Linked DNA regions of Mus musculus: regions 2 and 3 are each linked to region 1. A link is a loop called in an ENCODE intact Hi-C map of the cell type or tissue named here. Cell type or tissue: left cerebral cortex. All regions are shown on one strand.

Region 1 (8,000 bases):
CTCTTCAGGCTTCCAGCCCTCTGTGGGTAGCACTGACCCTCTACTCTAAGTGAGCGCCCTGGAAGGAGTCATCTGTCATCCCAGGAAACAAAGACGAAGCTCCCGGGCCCTTCCTATTCTGCCTGCACCGTCTGCCATACAGAAATGTACTTTGAGAACCGGGTTGGCCGTGTTATAAAGTCAGGAGCCACCACACACGCTGGGGGCTCCTGCCTCCCCACTTCCCCAATGCTCCCTGTCACAGCTCTGAGAACCCAGGTGAGAGCAGCAGACTGGCAAATCCCCAGAGAAAGGCAGAGGACTGGAGAGGGGCGGACACAGTGAGGACCAGTTGCCAATGGGGGTCTCCTAGCTTCCTCAGTCCAAGGATCCACCTGCTCTTGGCCACCGTGGACCTCAGAAAGCAAGTAGAGGAGGCAGCAGGTACACGGAAGCAGGTTCCATCTAAGAGCTTGGCGAACTTTGGCTGCCTCAGCTGTACCCGTCCACCGGTCATGGTCAGCGGCAGAGCACTTATTAAATATCTCTTGGCTGTGACTCCATTCTGGGCATCCTAGCCTCTCGGTTGGGTTTTTGGTGGGGAGTATCTGCTTTGAGCCAGGTGAGTGTCACCTCTGTCTCCACCTCTTGTGTGGGTGGAGTACAATGGGTCTCTAACCCGCCCCCCCTCCACCCCAACCCCCCCTTCCACCCCAACCCCCACCTCCCGCCAATGGAATTAACCTGCTCCAACCCAAAACTGGGGAACCAAGCACCAGATACAATGTGCTGAGCTTATCCCTCCGCAAACCCTCTGGCCCTTTGTCCATCCCCGGATTAGGTTAACCCCTAGTGTGCTAGGAATCCTTAGGGGCTCTTGGCAAGTGGCTTACTCTGGGTTCCAGGAAGAGTTAGGGAATTAAAAGGCGTTCTGAAGTTCAGCCTATGCTGACCATGTAAATTCAGAGGCTGAGTTTCTGTGTGCACCGCACTTAACACTATCAGCAAGAAAGTAGCCGACTGGCTGTCACTCTCACCCAGACCACAGTGGCGGCGGGTTCAGCATGCCCCCACGGGTTCAGCATGCCCCTGTGAAGTGGAAAGGGATGTGGAATGTCCCTTCCTGGGACACCCAAGAGGGGAGCACTCCACACTGGCCTAGGTACTGGCTTTCCCAAACTGCTTTCCTGACATCCACCACTGCTGGAGAGGTGCAGCGCCCCAGCACGGAGAAGGCCGGCAGCAGGAGGAGGAGGAGGCAGTAAGGGAAGCAGAGGAGGCCAGGCTCTTGCCATCCAGGAGAGAGTCCAAGCTACACCTGGACAGGCAGGCCTACCTCTCCTTACCAAACTGCCTGGCAAGCCTGCAGAATCACAGTGGCCGGGAATCCAATATTCTTAATAATCCAGAAGTCTCTGTCTGCATTCCAGCCCCCTATTTTGCCACCCCGAGTTGACGACCACGAAACAAGCCTTCCAAGACCCCATCTTATCTCAAGAGCTTGTCTCAGGTTTCTTTACGGGGGACGGGGGAGTTGGCTAGCGAGATACTCTCCCCACTTTGACCCGAATTAGTGTCCTGCTGGCAGCCTAGTTGCTTCCCCAGGGACCCAAGGGGTTAAACCCAGGCGAGGGGACTCGGTAGGATTTGCCTCCTAAACGCATTTTCCAGTTCATTCCCCAGCACAATATGCCTGGGCCGTCCTAGCCTCCGCCCGCCCCCACCCCATCCGTCAGAATAGGCCAATATGGGCCACCCCAGGGTCGGGCGCGGAGTTAACCCCTCTTCTGCCGGCAGCTCACACCTCGAGGAAAGACACGCGGGACACCCTCGGGGCCTCCCGGGAAAGTGGGTCATGCGGCCACCTGGCTGGCATGAAGCCCGTGGAGCTTCCTCCTGGGAGAGCCCTCCGCTTTAGAAGTGGAGTTCCGAGACGGAGCCCAGCCCCGCGCAAGGCCCGGAGTTTGCGATCCCTAGGCGGCCCGACCTCACCCTCCAGAAAAGGAACCGCAGGTGAGTAAGAAGCTGCCTGTGCCGCAGGAGCAGGTTCCGATCGCCCGCTGTGGGGCGATGTGGGGCAGGAGGGGGCCCCCATGAGCCCGAAACCATCTGACAAGAGGCCGCCAAAAGAAATGAAGTCGCCCCCAACCCCCGCCACTCTCCTAGCCCACAGCCCACCAGCTAGGAGACTGACGCCCTCCCCCTGGGGCTGTTGTCTCATACCCCAAGCCCGTGATTACGGTGATTATTTTGCATTTATGTAACACGCAGTGTTTCCAAACTGCTTCTCGAGCTGAGAACTGGTTATTAAATAAATAGAACCCTATTACATATTATTATTTTTGTGAAGAACTGAGCGGAGAAAGTGCTTTCTTGCTACATAGAGACGTGCATCCGATTGCTACCCTGCAGGGCAGGCTGTTGGGCTTCTCAACCCCTTTCTCCACGGTGCCACCTCCTGCCCCCCCTTATCCAAGCGTGACCCAACTTTTCTGGCTCCGTTCGCTCCCTACAACCCGTAGCCTTGCCCATCATCCAGCTCCAAGTCCCGGGGAGGTTCTGGTTGGGTGGGGGGCTATGGAGGGAGGCAGAGGCAATCGCCTTACCTGGGAGGAAGAAGGCGGTCAAGCCGAGAGCGAGTCCCCACCAGCGTCCAGCGGCGCCCGCAAGCCCCATCCGAGCCATCGGGGGGTGGGGGTCCGGCGAAAGGGGCTGCCAGGAGGGCGCTCCTCGCGCTCCAGAAACCAGTCTGGAAGACGAGGGCGGATCGCTGGCGGTTGGCGGGCGCTCGGAGGATCCAGGTCAGCCGCAGCCGTCGGTCGGGGCGGGGTGGGCTGGGTGGGATCCGCGCGGCCGCAATCCGGTCCCCGGCTGCCGCCGGCTCAGAGCCTCGGCAGATGCCCGCAGTAAGTTGCACGAGTCATGCCCCCTTCGCCTCCTCCGCTCTTCTCCTCGCCCCGGTCCCCGCCCTCTTCTTCCACGCAAAGCCCGGCTGGGGAGAGGGACCCACCCCCGGCGCGCCCGGCTACCGGGCTAGCGCGGCGCAGGCTCCCGGCCCTGGGCGCGCTCACACCCTCCCGCTCGGCTCCAACTTGCAGGCGTCCATGGCCGGCTGTTCTCCGAGGGTGGCCGGGCGGTGCGGAGGGCTCGGGGCCCAGGCGGTGGTGTGCGGCTAGGGCGGCCAGCTGCCCGCGGGGCTCGGGGCTGCACGGTCTCGGAGGACCGAGGGGAGCGAGCCGGGTGCGCCACGGGTCCCCACCGCGGCCGCTGCGCTCGGTGCGGGCGATCCGCAACAATGTGGAGCTGCCCCGGTGCCGAGGCGAGCCGCGCTCTCTCCTCTCCCTCTCTTTCTCTCACTCGCCGATCCAGCCTCTCACCCGCTCTCCCGTGATGTCAGCCCGGGGGGAGGGGTTAGCATTAACCCCCTCCTGGCTCCCACGCGCCCGGCCCAGCCCTGGCCCGGCCTCCGCCCGCGCGGCCGCACCTCCCAGTCCTAAGCAGCTGTGGCTGCGAGCGTGGCCGTGGGGTTCGGCTCAGGGCCCCAAGCTAGCAAGATGCCCCTTGGGTCGCCGTTCGGTCGTGGAAAGGGCCGGAGGGCGGGCTGCCCTCCTCGGTCGCTGACAAAGGGAGGCAGTGACCCCTAGCGGCCGGCAAGGGGGAGAAGCTGCTCGGTAGGGGTGGAGTTAAGATGAGGAGGGGGGCTGCCGTAGGGATCCGTGTGAACGCTGGATCTGGCATTGTCCGAGCTCCGAGGGCTTTTCTGACTCTCTGGTCCGACCCTGGGACCATTTCGCAGATGAGGAAACAAAGGCCCAGAGGAGGGCATGGAGAGTGGCAGAAAGAAGCAGAGCACAGGCTAGAACTGTTGCCAAAGCTTCTGCTCCCCAAGATCTGGACACCAGACGGAAACAGCTTTGCGGAGGACCAACCGCGAAAGCTGTGAAGAGTTGAGGCAAGACAAGACATTAGTGGGTGAGAGATCAGGGCACTCAGGTTTCTAGTGGGTCTTCTTTAATCCTTATTGCCTTCAGGGGGTCCTTGTCCCGAAATCGAAGCATTCTGCTTTCCCCAAAGAGCGACAAACCAAGTGGGCTCCCATTGCCTTCACCTCGTTTCTGAGTGGTTTGCGGGATTCCCGCGAAAGTGGCCCATCCAGTCGGTGTCCCAGAACGGCCAGGACTCTCCGCCCCATCCTGTTCGCCACCCACCACATCCGGGTGGCTTCTTGCCAAGGTGACTGAGCCCGAGGGGCCCTTAGCAGCCTGAAGCCTGGACCTTCTGTCCCCATCCTTGGACTAGGAGAGGCAGACAGACAGGGTTTCCCAGTCAAGAGAACAGAACTCCCTCGTTCGGGGCTGAGCAGACCACACCCACTTTGCCCTTTGCCCTTAGCCCAGCCCCAAGGGCACAGAGGCTTGGGGTAGCGCCAAATTCTGATAAAATGTAAATTTTCCTTTCGGAGAATGGGAGGGGCAGGACAATGGAAGAGAGGGACAGTTTCCCACTCTTGGGCCCACGGGCTCAGCCTGCTAAAGAAGTCACTCCACTCAAAAGGAATGCTCTCTGTATCCTTTTATGCTTCACCCGTGTAACTCAGGACAAACTGTCTACCACACTACCGCCTGACTTGGGAATGCATTGTGTGGTCTCATAGTTGGTCCTTGCCCCACAGGAGCGGGGTCTAGTGGGGATGGGGGGGGGGGGGAGACACAGAAACAGAAGTTCTATAGAATCACTCACCGCAGCACGGCATTGTGGGGGTTTTCAGATTCAGGACATCTACGTTAGCCTGGGCTGGGAGGGACCTGAAAGGCTTCTGTGGTAAGGGGCGCAACAGGGGCTGACTGGAGGTGTCTGTCAGGCACAGACCATCCTTCAAGATACTGGATTTAAAGTAGAGGTCAGCACAGGGAAAACTGTGAAAGAGAGCAACAGCTGGGTATTAGGAAACGGCCTAATAAATAATTGGTTCTAACCCTGCCTGAGCTTGCGGTAAGGTCAAGCCTGAAATCAGACTCATGCCAGGTAGCCACGGGAGGGTCTTAATCCAGAGGATGCCCTGTCAAATTAAGCAGGTTGGTGGCCAGGCTGGCAGCCAGGAATCTCCCATCTGGCTTGCAAGTGCTTTTAAACTTGCCCAAGCCAAAAGGAATTTGTTTTTTGCTTGTGGCTAACACGTCATAGGAGCTGAACACTTGTGCACTAACTCCAGACACACCAAGTTCTGTCAGTGCTGTGGTCTCTTACCTTCTCCACACTTGCTGAGTGTTCATTCCTGGATCTGTTAGTACAAGGGCATCCAAAGCCCTTTGAGGCAGAGGCAGGAAGATCTCTGAGTTCGAAGCCAAGGGTCTATAAAGTGAGTTCCAGGAGAGCCAGAGCTACACAGAAAGGCCATGGGGCGGGGGTTGGGGGGTGGGGAACCACAGCCTGTGTCTCCTGATGCCTGGTCTTATTTTCCTTCCTATCAGCAAAGGAAATCTTTCTAACTGACAACTCTCTGTGGTCCCAGTCTTTCAGCTAGGGGCCCCAGTGCCATGTCTGCTTCTTCTAGCTTAGCTGTCTTGTTCCAGCTTGAAAGCAAACCACATGGCTCTGCTGGGCAGTGGCGCACACCTTTAGTCCCAGCACTCAGGAGGCAGATGGTCTGCAGAGTGAGTTCCAAGACAGCCTGGGCTACACAGAGAAGCCCTGTCTCAAAAAGAACAACCAACCAACAAACCAAACCAAACCCAAACCAACCAACCAACCAAGAAAAGAAAAGAAAACGACAAAAAGAACTTGATGGCTCTGCTGTTTCTGTGCCCTGTGTGTGATAGCACTATCTCAATTCCTGCATGATGGCACTATCATCTCACTTCTGCTTTTGTCCACCTCGACCCTGTACTCATAATTTCCATGTGGTCCTCACACTGAGGACAAAGAGGAAAATATATTGACCAAGTACATGGGACTTTGATGCTTGAATTCCTTGATTCAACTCTCTCTCTTTCCCTCCTCTTCCTCCTCCTCTTCTTCCTCCTCTTCTTCCTCCTCATCCTCCTCCCTTCCTCCTCCTCCTACCTCTTCCCTTCCCCTCCCCTCTTCTCCTCTCTCAACGGGGTCTCTCTTTCTCAACAGGGTTTCTTTAGGTAGCCCTGAAGCCCTGACTCTCCTGGAACTCACTATGTAGACCAAGCTGTCCTTGAACTCACAGTATAAAGGTCTGGGCCACTACACCTGGCTTAAGAGGCGGGCGGTTGGGTTTTTCTGTTTGTTTGTTTGTTTTTTGTTTTTTCTTTTGCTCTCCAATCCAAAAGATTCCATTCTTGTTTGTTAGTTTGTTTTGTGTTTGAGATAAAGTCTCTTTACGTAGTCCTCACTGTCCTTGAACTTGCTATGTATACCAGAAGGCCTTAAACTCACAGAAATACACCAGCCTCTGCTTCCTGAGTACTGTGAGTACTGGCCTGGCCCACCACACTGTGGTTTTGTTTTTTGAGACAGGATCTCCTTGTGACCTTGGCTAGCCTTGAACTTGCTATGTAAATGAAGTTGATATTTTACTCTCTTGTCTCCGTCTCGCTAGGGCTAGGCTTATAGCTGTGTCTCACCATGGCCAGCTCTGGATTCAAGTGCTTTTATTATTTTATTATTTTTAACTGTGTGTATGTGCATGGAAGTACAGTGTCCAAAGTGTCCGGAGACATCCGAGCTCTTAGAGATGTTACAAGTGGATGCTGGGAACTGAACTCAGGTCTTCTGGGAAAACAATATTCGCTCTCTTAATGCTGAACCACCTCTTCAGCCCTGGATCCAAATTCTTAAATGCCAGCTCTTTTCAGTAATCGTCTTCCAGCAATAGCATTCAGTCACTATGGGTCTTTAGACAAGCTCAGTCTATACACTTGCATATGCTGGTCCCATTTGCCCATAATTTTCTCTTTCCCTTGCCTTTGGTTCCAATCTAATTCATCCTTCAGGGCTGCAATAAACCATCAGCCTAACTTTAATTCTGTGTCCTTGGCTCCTTTACCTGTAAAATAGGAGTAGACCACATGCCAGCCCAAGGATTGTGAGGCTTAGACATGGGACGCACTTGGGACGATGCCTAGTGTACAAAGAAAACTGTGCCCATGTTGGTCTTCATAGATCCTGTAATCTGTGTCCCCACGTACAGTTTTGTTCTTCCCTGCTGGAGGGGTATACACTTGATACAGACATTGCATTCCCATTTTGTACATTTCAAGTGTAGATTATTTTGAGATAGGTTTAGATTTACAAAAAAAAAAAAAAAAAAAAAAGGTATAAAAAGGCTGCAGAAATAGCTCCGTGGTTAAGAGTCTTTGCTGCTTTTCCAAAGGACCTGGGTTCCGTTCCCAGAGTTCAGATCAGGTGGTTCACAAGCACCTGGAACCCCAGCTCCAAGAGACCTGATACACCTTTCTGCTTTTCTGAGTGCACAAACACATGTGCACACACATAAGCATAATTAAAAAAAATCCTTAAAAATCAAAAAACGATCGTGTGGCTTTCATTTGCCCTCCACTTACGTTCCCAGAAGTTAATGGCTCATGTGTGATACCTGTAGCAAAACTAAGAAGTCAGCATTCCTATATCACTAGTACATGAACGGCAGAATTTATGTGGATTCTCTCAAGTTTCTCACTTGTGTTTATTTTCTCCTCTAGGATCCAAATCGGGACACCACGTGGCATTTAATGCAAGTGGCCTTCTAATACCAATGACAGGCTGTATGCATGAGAACCCTTCCCTGGCCTGCCAGACTGAGGCCATTGTCACGGCCTCTGCCATGCCTGTTGGATCTAGCCTGCTTCTGGAGCCTTACGGCCCTCTGCCCTAGAGCTTTGAGTCTGAGATACTATAGGGTCCTGGGCTGCTGGTCATAGAATTTATTTCCTGTGCAACTCTCTCACGGTCCTTTTGGTCAGCCACCTTCTCTTTGGCCTCAGTTTACTTACGTCTCCTCTGCCTTCCCCACAGCCCCCTTTCCATCCCTGCAGCCTTACTGATGATTACTT
Region 2 (8,000 bases), 59 kb before region 1:
GGCTGTGTCCACTGTCCCGCAAACACAGGGCAAGAAAAGCCCCTTCTCCTTGGGTCCAGCTACCGACCCCTGACTCCTGTCCTTTCTTAGCCCAGGTGGCGGCCGCCTGGAAGCGCTCAGTGCCACGGCTGGGGATCCTAGATCCTGCTGCATGGACCCTATAAATTGTGCTTTGCTTCGGGGAAAGGCGTGCAGGTTTGTACAGGGAGCTTAGGTGCTTTGTCCAGGCCCAGGGCCTCCTCGATCCATCACAAGACAGGGGATAGGGGATGACCGTGAAAGGTGCGAGAGACTCGGGAGGGTGAGTCTTTCAGTCTTATGGCCCCATAGGGACAGAAATACCACTCTGGGGCAGTCAGGGTTCTGCCTCCTGCCTTGGGGGTGGGGGAGGGGGACCAAGGAGAGGGGCAGAGTGGTATGAGGAACAGGATGAGCTGTGACATGGAAAGGACACTAATACTTCTGGGAGAAGCAGCCCAGCTCCTCCATCTTCCTTCTCCCTGTGGCTAGAAAGGCCCCAGAATTTTCTTCCCCAAACTTCACCCCATCCAGTGTCCCCAATGCCAAGACGGAGAGCCGCCCCAGGGCTGGCATGGCTTCAGACTTCTGCTACGTGGCTACTGGGCGGCCTGGGCTGGGACTAGGGCAGTGAGGGCCTGGCAGAAGAGCCCCAGCTGGTGGGCTGAGTAAGGGGTGCCAGAGATGGCGCTTGGACTGGGAACTCAATAGCAGCACCAGGGAGGAGTGGGGTGTGGGCTGGGGCTCCCTTAGGAAGCCTATGGCAGGGTGGGTCAGTGCCCGTAGGGCACAGAATGGTCTGCCTCCCTCTCCCCAATGTTTGTGATCCCTCAGCGAGTGTCACTTAGGGCTGAGTTGGCTGAGATCCTGACAGGCAGGCCCTGGGAATGCCCATTTAGAATGAGGGTAATCTGGGGGCACAGATGGAGAAACCGAGGCACTTTGAGCTTGGGGACAGAGGGCTGGGGTGAGGTGGGGTGGGGAGACCTTTTTCCATGCACTCAAGGGAAGGCCCAGCCCCGAACGGCTGACAAAGCCAGAATCCCATTCAAAGAGGGAGACTGCATGCAAAGGCCCTTCTACACGGCCATCTTGCCAGTCTGGCACCAGGAGAGAGTGAGCAGGGGTCAGTCTGTGGATACGCAGCAGGTCCCCGGTGCCCCTGCACTTTCTTTGAGACCCGAGACACATCTAGGCCAGCCTTCCCATATGAGACGCTAGCAGTCCCCCTTCAATTGTGTTTGCAGTTTCCACAAAGCAGCCTTCTCCGTCTCAATAATTCTGTGCCTCGCATTCCTTCCTGGGATCCCAGCCCTGACTTTCCAGAAGAGTCAAGTGTTGCTAGCACTTGACAGATAAGGAGAAATCCGAGAAACATGTACATTGTCAGGAAAGGTTGGAGCTACACTGAAATTGTAGAGTGGCTTTGGGGGTGGGTGGGTGGGTGCGGGAGGTTCATCCTAGCTGACTCTGAATGCTTCTGTGGGCTGATCCCTTCCTGAGCTGGGAACGGGTAAGAGGTGGAGCAGAGGGTTGGGCCTCGGGCAGTGTTCAGCCTGGGCAGGGCGTGAGAGGTTGGCATAGGCCCAGGGATGTGTGCATGGATATGTGTGCATATGTTGGCAGAGGCATATAGGAACTGTGGGTAGAATCCACCTGGGGTCACCCACTGTGTACAGAACGGACTGGGCGTTAACAGAGAGGGGTATATGAGAGCTACGCCAACTCCATTTGGGGGGCCAGAAAGAAAAAAAAAAAGAAAACATAAAACCACCCTCACCAGGAAAACACACTGCCCAGGACCCCAGCAGAACCCTCAGCTCCATTATTCCCCACACAAGACTCCCCTGGGTACCACGGAGAACTCCTCTAAAACCTCTTAGGTGCACTGACTGCATCAGCTTAGTGGGGGCTTGGGTTACATCTTTCTGAGAAGAGGAGCAGCATATCGGGTGGGGGTGAGGGTGCTCTCCATCTCGAAGCTCCCTTTGCCCTCCATTCCCAACGGAGAGAACACAAACAAATTCCAGTGTTGGGGGATGGGGGTGGGGGGGTGGGAGAGGACTGGCTCCCCAAACCCTGGAGGGATGCCCAAGTACACAAGACAAGAACAGGGCTCCCTACACACAGGGCAGTGGAAGGGGTCCTTAAAGGAAAGGTACAGCAACACCAAAGCCACGGTCGAACACAACACCAGGGGGAAGGGTGGGTGAGGGAGGAAATTAAAAAAAAAAAAACAAAAAACAAACAAAAAACAAAAAAACGAAGCCAAGTGGGGTCTGCCCTGAGCTCCTCTGGCTCCTCAGGAGTTTGGGGCTGGTTTAGGGCAGTGGGCTGTGGGGGTGGGCAGGGGGGCGTGCGGGTAGGGGCCTGGGAGAAGTGGGCACAGACAGAGGCTCCAGAAGGCGGGGCTACACATACCACTCTTTCTTGGAAATGAAAGACCCGTCGTTCTGAGAAACCATGTTCTCAGCCAAGTCCAGCTGTTCAGGGTCATACTGGTAGCCCAGAGTCCGGTCCCCATAGCCGTCCTGACGGGCCTCAGCCTCATCCACAGTGAAGTAGGGCCGTTTGGCGTCCTCGTCATATTTGGGGTGGGGGCCGCCCACCTTACGTTCGCCTCCTCCACCGCCCTCCTCCTCCTCTTCCTCCTCATAGCTGCTCCCGCCCAATGGGCCGGCCTTCTTTTCATCATCCGAGTCATCCGGGTACTGCAGGTTCTGTGCCATGGGCGGGTGATGCTGCGGGATGCCTGCCTTGCTGTAGCCGTTGCCGTACACGTGCTTCTTGGTGCTGTAGTCACCCTTGAAGGTGTGCCGGCGCCTGCGCAGGGCCACTATGATCCCTCCGACCACAATCAGCACCAGCAGGACACTCCCTGCCACGCCCCCAATGATGGCTGTGGGCATCTGCCCGGCGCGCCGCCCGTGTTCAGGAGTCGGGGTGTAGGGGAATTCTGGGTGAGGAAAAGAGATGGAGGGGGTTGTGTCAGTGTCTGCTCTTCAGAAGTCAGCGGGGGTGTAGGGAGGCAGGGGAGGGAAAAGCCCAGGACAGGATGTCCACACCCCGAGTTTGAGCAGTTCTGATTCCAGAGGCCCCTTAGCACCCCACCTTCCTGAGGTCAGCTGCAGCACTGGGAGCCAGGCAGGCGAGAGGAGCAGAGGCAGCTGATGTACCCAGAGCGCCCAGCCTTCCATCCTGACCATCCCTGGAGGTGGCATTAGTTCTGTCCTATCCCACCTTGGTGCAGAGGCACATCTACATGCACCCAACTGTGTGTCCCTCACGGTCACTACCCTCCAAGGAGGTCTGCTGTTCATTTCTATTCAATGCAGGAGATGGCTAGCGAGGTTAACTTACCCAAAGGCCCAATTAGAAATCATCCTGCCTTTTTTTTTTTTTTTTTCATATCAACCCTATGCAAGTGCCACCAGTGTCCCTTTGCCTGACATGTAGAAGTGACTGACCCAACACCAGGAACCTAGTAGGTAATCCAGACTAATTCCTTTTGTCTTCAGGACAGATAGAAAGTAGATTCCCAAGTTTTGGCTCAGCCGACGTCCTGTGAGTGCCAACTGCCTATCAGTGTGCTACAAACAAGCGCTGTGACTTTTTGGTTGTGGTATGGCCCTGCAGGGCAAGGTAGAGACCTGTTGGGATTGCTAGCTTGGGCTACAGGGTTGAAACACCCAAAGTGACAGATGGTAGGCACAGAGCAGGGACAGGCAGAAAGGGGATACAGAGGACTACATGTGTATCACACATCAGGAGCATACATATGTGAGAGCATGTTCCATGTCCCACAGGTTTTGCCAGGCACAAATGTATGCGGAAGGATATGCAGATAGTGTGGACGGTCTGAGCCAGGCATAATGGCTCATACTTGTAACTTCAGGATGTGAGAGACTAAGATAGGGGGGTTGCAATAAGTTCAAGGGAAGTCTGGGCTATAGATCAAGACTGTCTAAAAAAAAAAAAAAGAAAAAAATATAAAGGAAAAATGAAAAGTCAATAATGCAGAGTGGAAATTAAAAGGCAATAAAGGCAGGAAAAGACAAAAAGACCAGAAGAAGATGGAAGGGGGAGGTGGATGGTGGCCTTCTTTTCTACCCTGTTGTCTCTTTTTTCCACCCCCTCTGAGGCCTGGGAGGTGGATGAGTGAATATGAAGTCAGTCCAGGCCAGCCCAGGCCAGAGGCCAAGAGGTCCTAGGGCAGGACACAGGGAGACGGTTCCCAGCACCACCACAGGGTGGCACCGGAGACCATGACTGGCCTCAGGAAGGCGCTGGGGTGTAGACCCAGGGCAAGCATGGAAGGAAGGCTGCTGTCCAGGCCTCTTCCCGGTCTGGCCCAGGAGGGCCAGGGTCAAGGAACTGTCTGGGCCCATGTGTCTGCTCCTGGGAGCCTGCTGCAGCCAGCTCACTCCCTGATTCAGCATCACTCACTCCATTGGAATCACACGCCTCCCATGGGCCCCATGTGAGTGTGTGGGGTGCTACTGGCAAGCAGGCAGGAGCAGGGCGGAGGTCCTGGATGGGGGAAGAGGTTTTCATGTTGCTCAGGCTGGGAGGGCTAGTGAAAACACAGGAGCCTCAAAAGGGGACAGGGTCCGGGACACTTGCCTGAGGTCACATGGCTGAGCTGTGGCCGCCCAGAAGCTCCTGAGCCTGGAGCTGTCTGAGAGAAGCACAAGCCCAGAGGATTTGGGTCCCCACTAGTCACCACTGTGTCCTCAGTGCAGGTCACAGAGTTTACTGAGAGAGTTTAAGTGTTTACTGAGAGCTGTTTTGACTGCTTCTCTTGCAACCCTCTCTGGGAGCTCATCATGGTTTACTGGGTCCCACTGTCCTTAGAAAGGAAATCTGTGTTCTCAGCCTGCCTCCCCAGCTCCAGGCCTCAGATAAAGTCCTCCTCTCCATCTGCCTCCGTGTCTTTCTTTGCTTGGTTGGTTTGAAACAAGGTCTCATTAACCCATGTTGGCTTTGAACTTATGACCTTCCTAGCTCAGCCTCCTGAGCGTTGAGGTTCTGAGCCACACTCCTGGCCAATCTTCACCTGTCTACTTCCTTATTCAGTTAGCAAATATCCACCGACTATTTTTTCTCTCTAGTCATAGCATTGCTATAGAGCCAAAGGAATGCCTGGGATCACTGCAGCAAGCAGACATGGAAGGAGCTGACAGTGAAGTGCTCAGGGAATAAGAGAATAAGAACATTGAGGCACGCAATTCACAAAGGTTTCTTGGAGGCTAGACTTTGTCCAGCCTTGAAGGATGATGGTGTGGGCTCAGAGAGGCTAAGACAATAATCGAGGCATCTAGATGGAAGGACCAGCCTGCTGCATCTGAACTGCTATGCTCCCCTCGCCTGCAGAGGTGAGGAGCCCTGAGTCCTTGGCTTTTCCTTTCAATGCTCTGTAACCACCTGCACTGTGAGCTTTCTCCGCTGTCCCTGCGGAGGCTTTATCTTTGGACCTACGGGCCTTGCTGTCTCTGCTCAGGACAGAACTCAGCTCCATTCTGTGACTCAACTGAGATCCTCCTGGCTTCTCAAGCCACCTCAAGTACACAGCTCCCACTCAGCCACAGAACTGTTATCTCTGAAGGTGTCTGGGATAGTTTTCCAAACTGTACTTCCTGGAACCTTGAGCCGTTACTCAGAGGTCAGCAAAAACAGCTGGACAAACACTTTGAGAAACATTGGCTTAGATGACACACTGGAGCCCTTCACCTTCCCCCATACCCTGGAGTATGACATACACACACAGGATGGAGGGTTTCCCAGCTTCCAGAAGACAGGACCATCCCGGAGAACTAACAGTTAGATTATAGAGTCAAGAAACCTCTGGGACTGCCAACTCAAAATTCCCACCTGTTCTAACATGGCTAGCTGTCCTTTCTCATTCTCTCTATTTACCGGGCTTCCCCTGGGCTCCCACGACCACCACCATTTGTTCACTCTGAGTTCCTCTCTGGGTTTTGTTGTGGTAGAACATTTGTGGGCCTCTCACCTTTACTGAGTCTCTACTCTTGGTTGCCCCACCCAGTCAGCAGATTAATTCCCATTGGAAAGACATGACCACTCTGTCTCAAAGACCAGCAGTGAGTCCCCATTGCCTGCTGGGTCTTAGAACCTGGCCTGCCAAGCTCCTCTCATGCACCTTCATTGCTGACTGCTGTGATTTGGATAACTGTCCTTACCAAAGGCCCCAGTGCAAAAGGCTTGGTTGCTAGTTCATGGCACTACTGGAAGGTGGTAGAACCTTTAGAGCTGTAGAAAGTCCAGTCACTGGGGGGTGTACCTGTGAAAGGGCTATGGGGACCCTGTCTCTTGTCTGCTTGCTGCCTTCCACAGAGTGAATGAGTCATTCTACAGTCACATTCTTTCTATGATACACTGTCTCGTCATAGGCCCTAATGTAACAGGTCAATCAGTCATAGACTGCAACTTTTGAAACTGTGAGCTAGAGTGTACTCCCCTCCCCTCCCCACCTACCTCCCTGCACCCCCTGACCTGACAAGTATCTCATGACATAACCCTGGCTGTCCTGAAACTCACTATGTAGACCAGGCTAGCCTTGAACCCATAGAGCTCTGCCTGTCTCTGCCTCCCAAGTGCTGGGATTAAAGGTATGCAAACCTTTCCACTTTTTAAATTGATTATCTCATGTATTTTATGACAGGTACCAGAAAGCTGATTAATACATTATGTTTGCTATCTGAGTTCCAGTTTGCGGTGTGTATGCAATACTAAGGATTTAACAAAGTGCCTGGCACCAGCTAGTACTCTACCACCAGGCTATATTCTTAACCACTTTTTACTTCATATTTTGAGATAGGGTCTTGGTAAGTTTCTCAGGCTGTCCTTGAACCTGTGATCCTTTGGCCTCAGCTTCCCAAATAGCTGGGAATACAGAACCAGCCTCGAGTGAGTCCCTAAGCACAAACAAGCCTTCGTTCACACCACACGCCCTGCTGCAATGCCTCCACCATGCTTCAGTTCTGTAGTTCATGTTTAACTCTTCCTCTGTAGACTTCCTATGGACCGACGGCTTTGCATCCTTCGCTGTATTTTACACGATGTCAGATCCAAGTCTATTAATTACAAACTCATTGCTAATAAGCGCAGGTTACGATTAATCACAGTGGGTTCTGGTTCTCCTTCCAGTCGGAATAAGGGAAGAGCTGGGAGAAGTGGCCGCCTGTCCTTTGGCGCTGACTCACTGAAGCGCGGCCGCTATGCACATGTAAGTTCCACCGCGGTTACCTCCCTGCTCTCCCAGCGAAGAACCATTGAAAAATACCGCGCTCTTACATTTAACTCGGCTAGATTGGATTTTCTGACCCCACTAATCACAGGATGACAGGGTTTGCTGTATCATCTGTCTGATGAGAATGGTTGGTGTCCCAAACTACTCTGTAAATTATATTTCGAAATAAATCTAGAATCTAGGTGCTTTTCACCATTCTATCCCCACCACCCTCATTCAAGACACCGCCATCTCTCAACTGGATTATTTATGGTTATCGACACCCAACTGCTCTCTCCCCTTTGCTTCTATAGACTGTATTTGATACAGCAGCCAGTAAAATCCCATTAACGTGTAAGTCACATCCCATCGCTACCCTGCCCACAGCCCCTCATTGACTCTGTTTTACTCTCAGAGAAAGCCAAAGCTACAGAGCCTAGAATGCTCTCCATGACCGGCGCCCTGCCAAGCACTTACACCATCTTGTCCTGCTTTTCTGCAAGCTGAGGGATCATTGTCATGGACGGGAGCTTCATGCTATCATCCCCTTCAGGGCTTGGGTTGAACACCACCTCCCCAGGGCCACTTTCCTCATCCACCGTACTTATAATTGCAATGTCGGCAGCACGGCAGCCTCCTTCCCACCGTTCCTTTGCCTATTCCCCTTCAGGACCCCATAAGCTTTCCAAGGACGGAGTTGGATCTGCTTTGCTCACTGATTTATCCCAAGTGC
Region 3 (8,000 bases), 100 kb before region 1:
GTGCCTCCATACCTAATGAGAGCTTGCCTTAAAAAATTCAAAACACCGGAGGCTAGCCTGGTCTATGTAGTAAGATGTTATCTAAGCAAGTGGACACCCACCCAAAACAAAACAAAAAGGCATTCATACACGTTTGAGAGAGAAAATCTTTCTTGCTCAGTAGCCAGAGCTGTCCTTTAATTCATAATCTTCCTGCCTCTGCCTCCTTAGCTCTGGATTACAGGTATGTAACACCATGCCTAGTCATTACTATTCTTTTTTTTTTTTTTTTTTTTTTTTTTTTTTTTTTTTTTTTTTTGTATGTTTGCTGGACTGGGCGTTTGGTTTTGTTTTGACATAGGTTCTTGCTATGTAGCTCTGACTGGCCTGGAACTTACTGTGTAGATGTGGCTGTTGTCTTTGAACTTGCTGTGTAGATGGGGCTGTCTTTGAACTCGTGTGCTCCTCTTGCTTCATCCCCAAGTGCTGTGCTTCCAGGCTCGTGATACTTGCAGGCATACCATTTTTTTTCAGTAACTTGCTCTGCCTGCTCGCATCCCCAGAACGCCTCCTGTCTGTCTCCACTCATCTGTCTCTCTGCGCACCAATCTTGGATTAGTGTTTTTCTATTTTGACGGAAGAAATCTGGCTGGTTTTCACATGCATGTGACAGAAATAGAATTATTGTTTTTTTGGTTGTGTCCTGGGCTCTGCCTTCCACATTAGCAGCGGCTCTTTGAGTGGGAAATCAAATGGACGCTTCTCTTTGGTTTCTTGTGTCTTACACACACCAGTGGCTCCGGGAGGTGTCTGCTGGCCTCCGCTGTGAGTGTTAATTCTGTTGTGTTCAGAAAGCAGCACTCCAAAGTGCAGAGCTCAGACACACTGAGTACTTTGAACAACAACAACAAAAAAGCCATCTTACAACCAAGTCTCCTCAAACCTTTCCCACTTCCTCCTTCTCCCAAGGAAAGGGTTATCCCTAAAGTCCAGTATCTGCCCTAGCCTGTGTCCTCTAGAGCATGACCTTACAGGACAGGATCAGAGGTGACCTTGGTCCAGAGCTTTGATAGGCTTTGGCCCAGGCTACTAGCTATTTTTATTCACTCAGTTCCTCTAAACGCTTCTCCCTCTCTAAATTACCAGCCTGCCTCTTGAGATGGGTGTACACACTCTTCAGTCTCCCTGCTTGATCCTCCCCTCTGGTGATACCTCGTGGAGCAGGCTTGAGCCTTTTCTCTGCGAAGGTTTGAGCTTCCAGAGAGCATGGGGAACATTTCCTTGGCCTCAACAAAAACCATCTTTTAGTCTTTTTTTTTTTTTTTTTTTAAATTGAGACACTATCTCATGTAGCTCAGGTTGGTATTGAACTCACTATGTAGCCCAAGCTGGCATTGGGTTCTGAGCTCCTTAACCTCCTGCGCCCACCTCTCGAGCGCTGGGAGTTCAGATATGCATGCCGTGATGCTGATCTCGTCCTCCTCTTTATTGTTTAGACAGAGTCCCTCTATAAAGTCCAGGTTGGCCTGAGACTTTTTTTTTTAATATTTATTTATTTCATATATGTGGTGTTTTCCCGGCATGCATGTGTGCACCACATGTAGAGGTAAGAAGAAGGAATCTTCAGAACTGGAGTTAACCGACAGTTGGAAGAGCTTCCAGTGCGCGGAACCACTGAGCCATCTCTCCAGCCCTGGGACTTGCTCAGGCTAACTGTCAGCTGTTGGCAGTGTTACCTCTGTCTCCCAAAGCTGGGATTAAAGGCAGGCACCATCATGTCTAGCTCCATTCTTGGTGGGTCCTGGTGGCCCACAGCTGGGCAGAAGCTGGCTGGAGTCAACCAGAAGCCCCTGTTCCATCTTTGTTCGTGTCTTCACTTCTGAATCTTGAGATGTCTGTGCTGCCCATGTAATATAGAGGAGGCCGGGCACTGTTAAATTGAGGGGTGCTCCTGGAACACAGGCTCCATATCTGATCAGTCACCCAGGACTCCAGTTCCTTGTTCAGGAAATGCATACACATGTGAGCCACACTGAGTTTGTGTTCTGCTGCTGCTGCTGCTGCTGCTGCCGCCGCCGCCACCACCGCCGCTGCTGCATTTCAGACTAGGTACCTCTAAGGTTAGCCACAGAACTGAGACTGGCTACAAATGTTTTTAAAGCAGCAGGGCTTGCTTCTTGTATTAGAAACTTGAGTCAGGTGTGATGCCTAGAACTATGGCAGCTACCTTGTGACCATGAGGGTAGCTAACATAGAAGCAGTGCAGTCAGGGAGAGGCTGAGAGAGCAAAACTGTGTAAAACTGAAACAAAATTCTCTCTCTCTCTCTCTCTCTCTCTCTCTCACACACACACACACACACACACAAACACACTCACAGAGAGTGGGAGAGAGAGAAAGACAACAGTAATGTAATTCACCTGTCTTTAATCAACAGAAATAAAGCTAATAAACTCTTTTTGAACATGTAATTAAGGAAAGTTTTTACAGTAATTGCTACTAAGTCAGGAGCTTCTAACATTGAGTGTGCGCTACTGTGCTCTTAAATAAAAGCCTTTACATTTGTCTCTACTCCATTGTGTTTTCAGTTTCCGTAATTGTCCGTCATCGTTTGCACCTATACCTGGTTGCCAGTGTCGCTGTATGAGATATTCCTAGGTCCTCTTTCATTCACAAACGTTGTTCAGCTCAGCATCTTCTTTCAGGGAAGAACTGAGTCCTAGCCACTGCTGGGGCAACGTGGGCTGCAGAGTGAGCCCCAGGCCAGTCTGGAAACTTAGAGACCCTATTTCAAAATGAATAAGTGTGTATGTGTGTGTGTGTGTGTGTGTGTGTGTGTGTGTGTGTGTGTGTGTGTGTGTAGGGGAAAGGTGTGGGGATAGAGCACGGTGCAGAGGGTTGCTGAGGATGCTCAAGGCCTGGGAAAAACGTAGGTGAGAGAGAAAGCTTGGTGCTCAGCCACACCACACTGGGTAGTTCTCAGTGCCAAGGAACAGATGTTCTGAGTCACCTCTCTACGTCATGAAGCCCTCGTTTCTCTGTGCTGCTCCCATCTGGGCAAGGACACAGTGACTGTGACACATGCATGAAGGTAGAAGCTGTAGTAGGACAAACTGTACTAAACCTGGGAGTTCCCAGGGCTGTGTATGTGTGTGTACTGTTGTAGCCGGGCCTCTGTGTGTGTGTGTGTGTGTGTGTGTGTGTGTGTGTGTGTGAGTGTTTGTGTGTGTGTGTGTGTGTGTGTTTGGCTTGAGCAACTCTTTACTCATTGGGGTCTTGAGGTACTAGCAATTCGGGAGAGGAGATTCACTGACAATGCTTCCCTAAGGGGAAATATTCCTGCTTTCTACTTAGTGCTGTTCGCCTGAGCCTGTCTCTCCCCTCCTGGCATGGCTTAGGTCCCTTGGTGGTCCCTGAGGAAGAGGCTGGTGGGACTCCTAGTCCAGTATTCAGTCACTGTGATGGCCAGCCCCTCCAGGCTATGGGCAGGTGTGAGAAATTAAAGACAGGAAGTGTGGGGCATTGCTCATATGTTCTCAGAGTCCTAGCCACCAGTGCCATAAGGGACAGCCACTTGGAACTGGACTGGCCTAGACAATTCATTGCCCTTAGGAGAAAAAGTCTATAATCTGGGAACTCTGGGTCCTAAAATATGGCTATAGAGACTTGGCTAGCTCCAAGCTCTGAAGGGTCAGCACAAGTTACTGTGTGGTCCAAATTGTTGGAATCCACAGGGGACCTGCCCATGATACCTAAGATGGGGGCTGCGGTGAGCGGGAAGAAAGGTTTTGGGTTTGGATCTGGAGGCAAGTTGGAGGTGCTGAAAAATAGAGGTAGATGTCACATAGGGTCAACTCTGATGCCTCTTTCATAACTCGATGGTTCAGCATAGCTGATGTTAAGCCTGGGAGGCCAAAGTGGAATCCAGAAGTGCCTGTGAAAAATGCAAAGCCTACATATAGTTGTGGAGGTGGTAAATCTTTATGGATTCTCCCTATCCACCCTCTGTATGAGTTCCCTCAGGCATCATGCCCATAGCCACTTTGAAGCTTGCCCTGTGTGGGGCACTAGAGGGAAGAAAGAGTCTCAGAGGACCCCAGGTCTGAGTGGGGATCCTCCAATGTAGGAGAAGCTGCTTCCTGGACTGACCCACAGTGGAGTGGCAGGAGGTAAAGGGTGTGTGTGTGTGTGTGTGTGTGTGTGTGTGTGTGTGTGTGTGTGTTGATAGCACTGTCTTGTGGATGCTAAGGGGATGAGCAGAGCCCAGGGAGACTGGTAGATGTTCAGGAGGATATGGCCCTACGTACAGTGGGTAGCTGATCCCAGTGCAGAAGTCTTCTGGGGGTTGGTTCTGGGTTTTCATGCTAGAGTTCTAGAGACAGGAGCAAAGAGGAGAGAGAGAAGAGGTTAGGGACAGCAGGTGCCTTCCACACTTAGCAATTCCTTAGCTCATTTCAGCTCATGGAGCTTTTTCAAGATACCCAGAAGTGGTCCTCACTCTCCCCCTCCGCAGGCTCAAGGAAGGTCACACAGGCGAATGGTTTGGTCCGCCCTCGCCTCTGCACCTTTGGCAGGGGAGCAGATAGAAGAGCCACCTTCCCCAGGGAAAGATATAGGTGGCAATTAATTTTAGAGACCTTGAAGGGATCTTCACACAGCTCCTTACCACCCTGAGTCCTGGAGAGGACATCTCCGGATTTCTCTCAGCCTTATCTGAAGTCTCTTTGTGGCTTCCCTGAGACGCTCATCTTGAGGGACTGCTTTTTGTTCCTGGGTGTGGAGGCTGGGTTGCCCTTCCTGGCCTTCCCAGTAGGGGGCGCCCTCGCACCTGGCCTCCAGCTACTGTTTCCAAGATCCCATAAATCTCCGAGTGGGAATAATAGATCCCTGCGTTGCCCTTTAAAAACAATGGAAAGGGCCTTGGACCCATGACTGGATACTTGCTGAATCTGGGAAGGGCCCCCAGTCCCCTCTTCCAGGCGTACAACTCCTGGCCTCCTTGGGAACTGATCGTAAGAGTTAGACCATTCCAAGCCAAAGGAGAGCCTGGACCCTTTCACTCTCCAGGTCCGGAAAGAAATTAGTTCATTTAAAGCTGCCCAGGGCTCCTGGGAGCAAAGGGAACCTCCAGGAAGGGAAGGAAGCCCTCTCAACGTTTCAGCACAACCCTACTCAGAGAGCTGCTCTTTGGGGCAGCGCTGCTTCCCCTCTGCCTCCCGCCCACCGGCCCTGTGCCTGGCCCTCCTGTAGTCAGCACGTTTGGAAGCTCAGTGGAGTCTGGAGCCAGCTGGAGATGTCCGGAGGCAGGGATTTTTCTGGTCATTTTCTCTCTCAAGGTAGACCCCTCAATGTAGTCCACGATCCAGCTACTGAAGCAGCTACTGCTGTCCACGACTGGGGGATGAAAGAAAGGGGTGGGAGAAAGTGGACTACGGAGGTAGGATGGGAGTGGCAGAGGGCGGGGCTGAGCCCACACCGGGGTGGGGGTAGTGGAGATGGTGGTGAAGGTCTTGGGGTGCAATGTTGTGTGGCTGGCATGGCAGCTTCCTGCCCCCCTTCTCTGTTGAGATTGACACCCGCGTTAGCATAACAAAGGCCCAGGTTTCTGGCCTTGCATCACCTCTTGTGGCGGGAGGCTACTAACAAGAAAGCCGCTAACTAGAGCAACAGCCTTCACAGCCTTCATGGTTGTGAGCAGCACCAGTCTAGTCCTTGGACAACTGGTGCTGGGGTTGGAATTGGGGTTTGTAGAGTCAGGAAGCTGAGAAAAGAAGAGGTACAGGTGAGATCCTGTTGTGGGGAGCCTCTATCCCAGGGCATCAGGGAGCAGTATCAGAGGAGGAGAGGTAGGAGCCAGGGAGGATGGAGGGGACCATCTGTGGCCAGTGCTGGGCACAGGATCCACCTACCTTTTTTCGAGGTAGGTGGATCCCAGGCAGAGCTTAAGATGGCAGCGCGGGACAGTGTGGCTTGGTACTAAGCCACATCCCATCTTCAAACTGAGATCAGTCATGTGGTATAGCTAGGACAGGCTGAGGGGCATAGGCTAGCTTCGTGGCTCTCCATTCTGCCATATGATCCTTCACTTCCCAAGCCGGGTTACTGGCTTGGTAAAACAGGGCCACAGCACCTCACAGGAAACAGCGAGTGGCCACATTTGGCTGCACCGCATGACTTCTGAGGTCTTGCAGTTCTGTGAAATTATACTGTGCGCCTTCCTAAGGAGGGTTTGAGGCAGCGAACCTGTTATTTTGCAAATGAGACAACAAGCTTCCTGAGGCTGGGGGACCTACCCGAGTCATATCGTCCCTGTGTGGTCCCTGGAGTTCCCTGATGTTTCAAGTCAAGAACAGTTTCACAAATGGCCGCTCAGCCCTACCACGTTTCACCCATCCAGACATCATCATCCCCTAGGGGACATGGGATGGCCTTGTGGGAAGGTGAGAACCAGTCTCACATGTGGGAGCCAAGCTAAAGACTTGGTTAATCCAGCATTGAGGGGATATGACCAAGCAGGGGTGATGGAGGGCTTTGTCATGGCCACTACATTCTTGGAGGTTCAGAGAATGAGTTGAACCTTCACATGGCTTGGGGGACAGAAGGGGGGATTTCTGGGACAGCAGCAGGCTTATCCCTCTACACACTAACTTCCATCTCTAACACTGTCATGTGAAAGGACCTAAATAGTGAGGTTAAGAACAGTAACTTATCAGGCACCTGTTGTAAGACAGGCACAGTCCACTTGATGCCTGCATTCTCTCCTGTTACCCACCCAACAGCCCCACAAGATCAATACTAGCTCTATTGAAGATGTACCATTACTCTAGTGCAGAGAGGTTCAGTGCCTTCTCCAAGTCCACAGAGCCTACTAGGGACTGGCTGTGTTAACGTTACAGTTACAGTGCGTTTTCTGAACCCACAGCCCAGGGATCATTCAGGCACGCTCAGCCCAGGCTGTGGCAGCAAGAATCTGGCTGACCTGGTGCTTCCCAGGGTGGGAGCATGGAGGACCCGGGCCTGTCAGGGAGAGTTACAGTCATGGGGAGGGTTGCTCTGACAGATCTTTGATGGGGGTTGGGGGGAGCCCGGCTTTGATCTCCTTTTGAAGTTCTGGCACTAGGACCAGTGACTTCAGTGGGGAGAGTGTGTGGGGAGGGGGGAGATGAAAGGGTGGGCTGAGGGGGGAGGGCATAGAGGGAGGGGTCTAGGGGAGGGTCAGGAGGATGGAACAGATGTGTGAACAAGAGGAGGGAAGTCCAGCAGCTGGGAGAGAAGAGAGGCTGTGGGAAAGTGGCGGGGTGGGGGGTGGAGGAACATTACTGAAGGTAGGCAGGGACATTGTCAGAGCAAGGCCTGGGGAGAAGAAGGCAGAATGGCGGGCGGGGGGGGGGGGTGGGGGAGGGGGGAGGGGCAAGAGAGAGGGAACTAAGATGGAGGTTGTGGAGCCCTCATTTTCTATATCTTCTGGGCTCAGAGAACAACATAGAGGTACCCCTGCTTCCCCAGACCCCAAGTCATAAGTCTCCCAGGCAGAGGTTCTCAAGCTGGCTCAGCCTGAGCCTCCTGGAAGGTACCAAATGTTCCCAAGGAAGGAGGGGAGGAAGGGAGGGAGGGTCTCATCCTGAGACGTCTATTAGGGGTCTATGGCCCAGGCCTGTGCCCAGTCAAGGCGGGGGGGGGGGGGAGGGGAGGGGATGTGCCCGTGCACCTGTTCCTGTCTGACATTCCAGTTTGGGCTGTGGGGCTACCTCAAGGCATGCATGTGAGAACGTGGCAGGAAGGGGCTCCGAGGCAGAGAGGGCCAAGTCCCAGCTGCACAGATCCCTCCTCCCCAGGCTACTCCACAGCTCATCCTTCATGTACACCCCACCCCCTCCTCTTTCGATCCTGTTTGAGCTCTCCTCAGCTGGGCAGCTCCGCCCTTGCCCAGCGCATCCTAGTTCAGCTCCTCCAGGGCAAGGGCCTCTCTGGGCCAGGGACAGCCACCTCCCCCTTCACATGGGAATGTTTGGCAAGAGAAAC

What was found. A loop is a pair of places that touch in the nucleus more often than their neighbours do. Peaks named below come from ENCODE experiments on the same cell type or tissue, not always from the same donor. Only the 100,000 strongest peaks of a DNase experiment are listed, where the experiment ranks them.
Region 2: a loop joins it to region 1, with 3 times the contacts of the local background. A loop is called at or near these places in 18 of 42 quality-filtered maps.
Region 3: a loop joins it to region 1, with 2.2 times the contacts of the local background. A loop is called at or near these places in 7 of 42 quality-filtered maps.

Annotation. Positions count from the first base shown.
Region 1 is chr9:43,739,308-43,747,307 of GRCm38, reverse strand. It overlaps Nectin1 (nectin cell adhesion molecule 1), which reads right to left and starts at 3,354. Exons shown (of 6, transcript NM_021424.3): 1 at 2,586-3,354. The coding sequence starts at 2,664. It overlaps Gm46108 (a long non-coding RNA gene), which reads left to right. Exons shown (of 4, transcript XR_003948147.1): 3 at 1-1,992; 4 at 7,650-8,000. In left cerebral cortex, CTCF peaks have their summits at 2,029 and 3,620 (motif pointing left); DNase peaks (open chromatin) are centred at 1,996, 2,678, 3,444, 4,132 and 2 more places; H3K4me3 peaks cover 4,156 bases; H3K27ac peaks cover 2,866 bases.
Region 2 is chr9:43,798,446-43,806,445 of GRCm38, reverse strand. It overlaps Nectin1 (nectin cell adhesion molecule 1), which reads right to left. Exons shown (of 6, transcript NM_021424.3): 6 at 1-2,974. The coding sequence ends at 2,430. Among named protein-coding and RNA genes, the nearest start is that of Gm46108, 11 kb to the right of the region's middle. In left cerebral cortex, a CTCF peak has its summit at 4,261 (motif pointing right); a DNase peak (open chromatin) is centred at 4,260.
Region 3 is chr9:43,843,048-43,851,047 of GRCm38, reverse strand. No RefSeq gene overlaps it. Among named protein-coding and RNA genes, the nearest start is that of Gm3898, 17 kb to the right of the region's middle. In left cerebral cortex, a CTCF peak has its summit at 4,779 (motif pointing right); DNase peaks (open chromatin) are centred at 660, 2,996 and 4,781.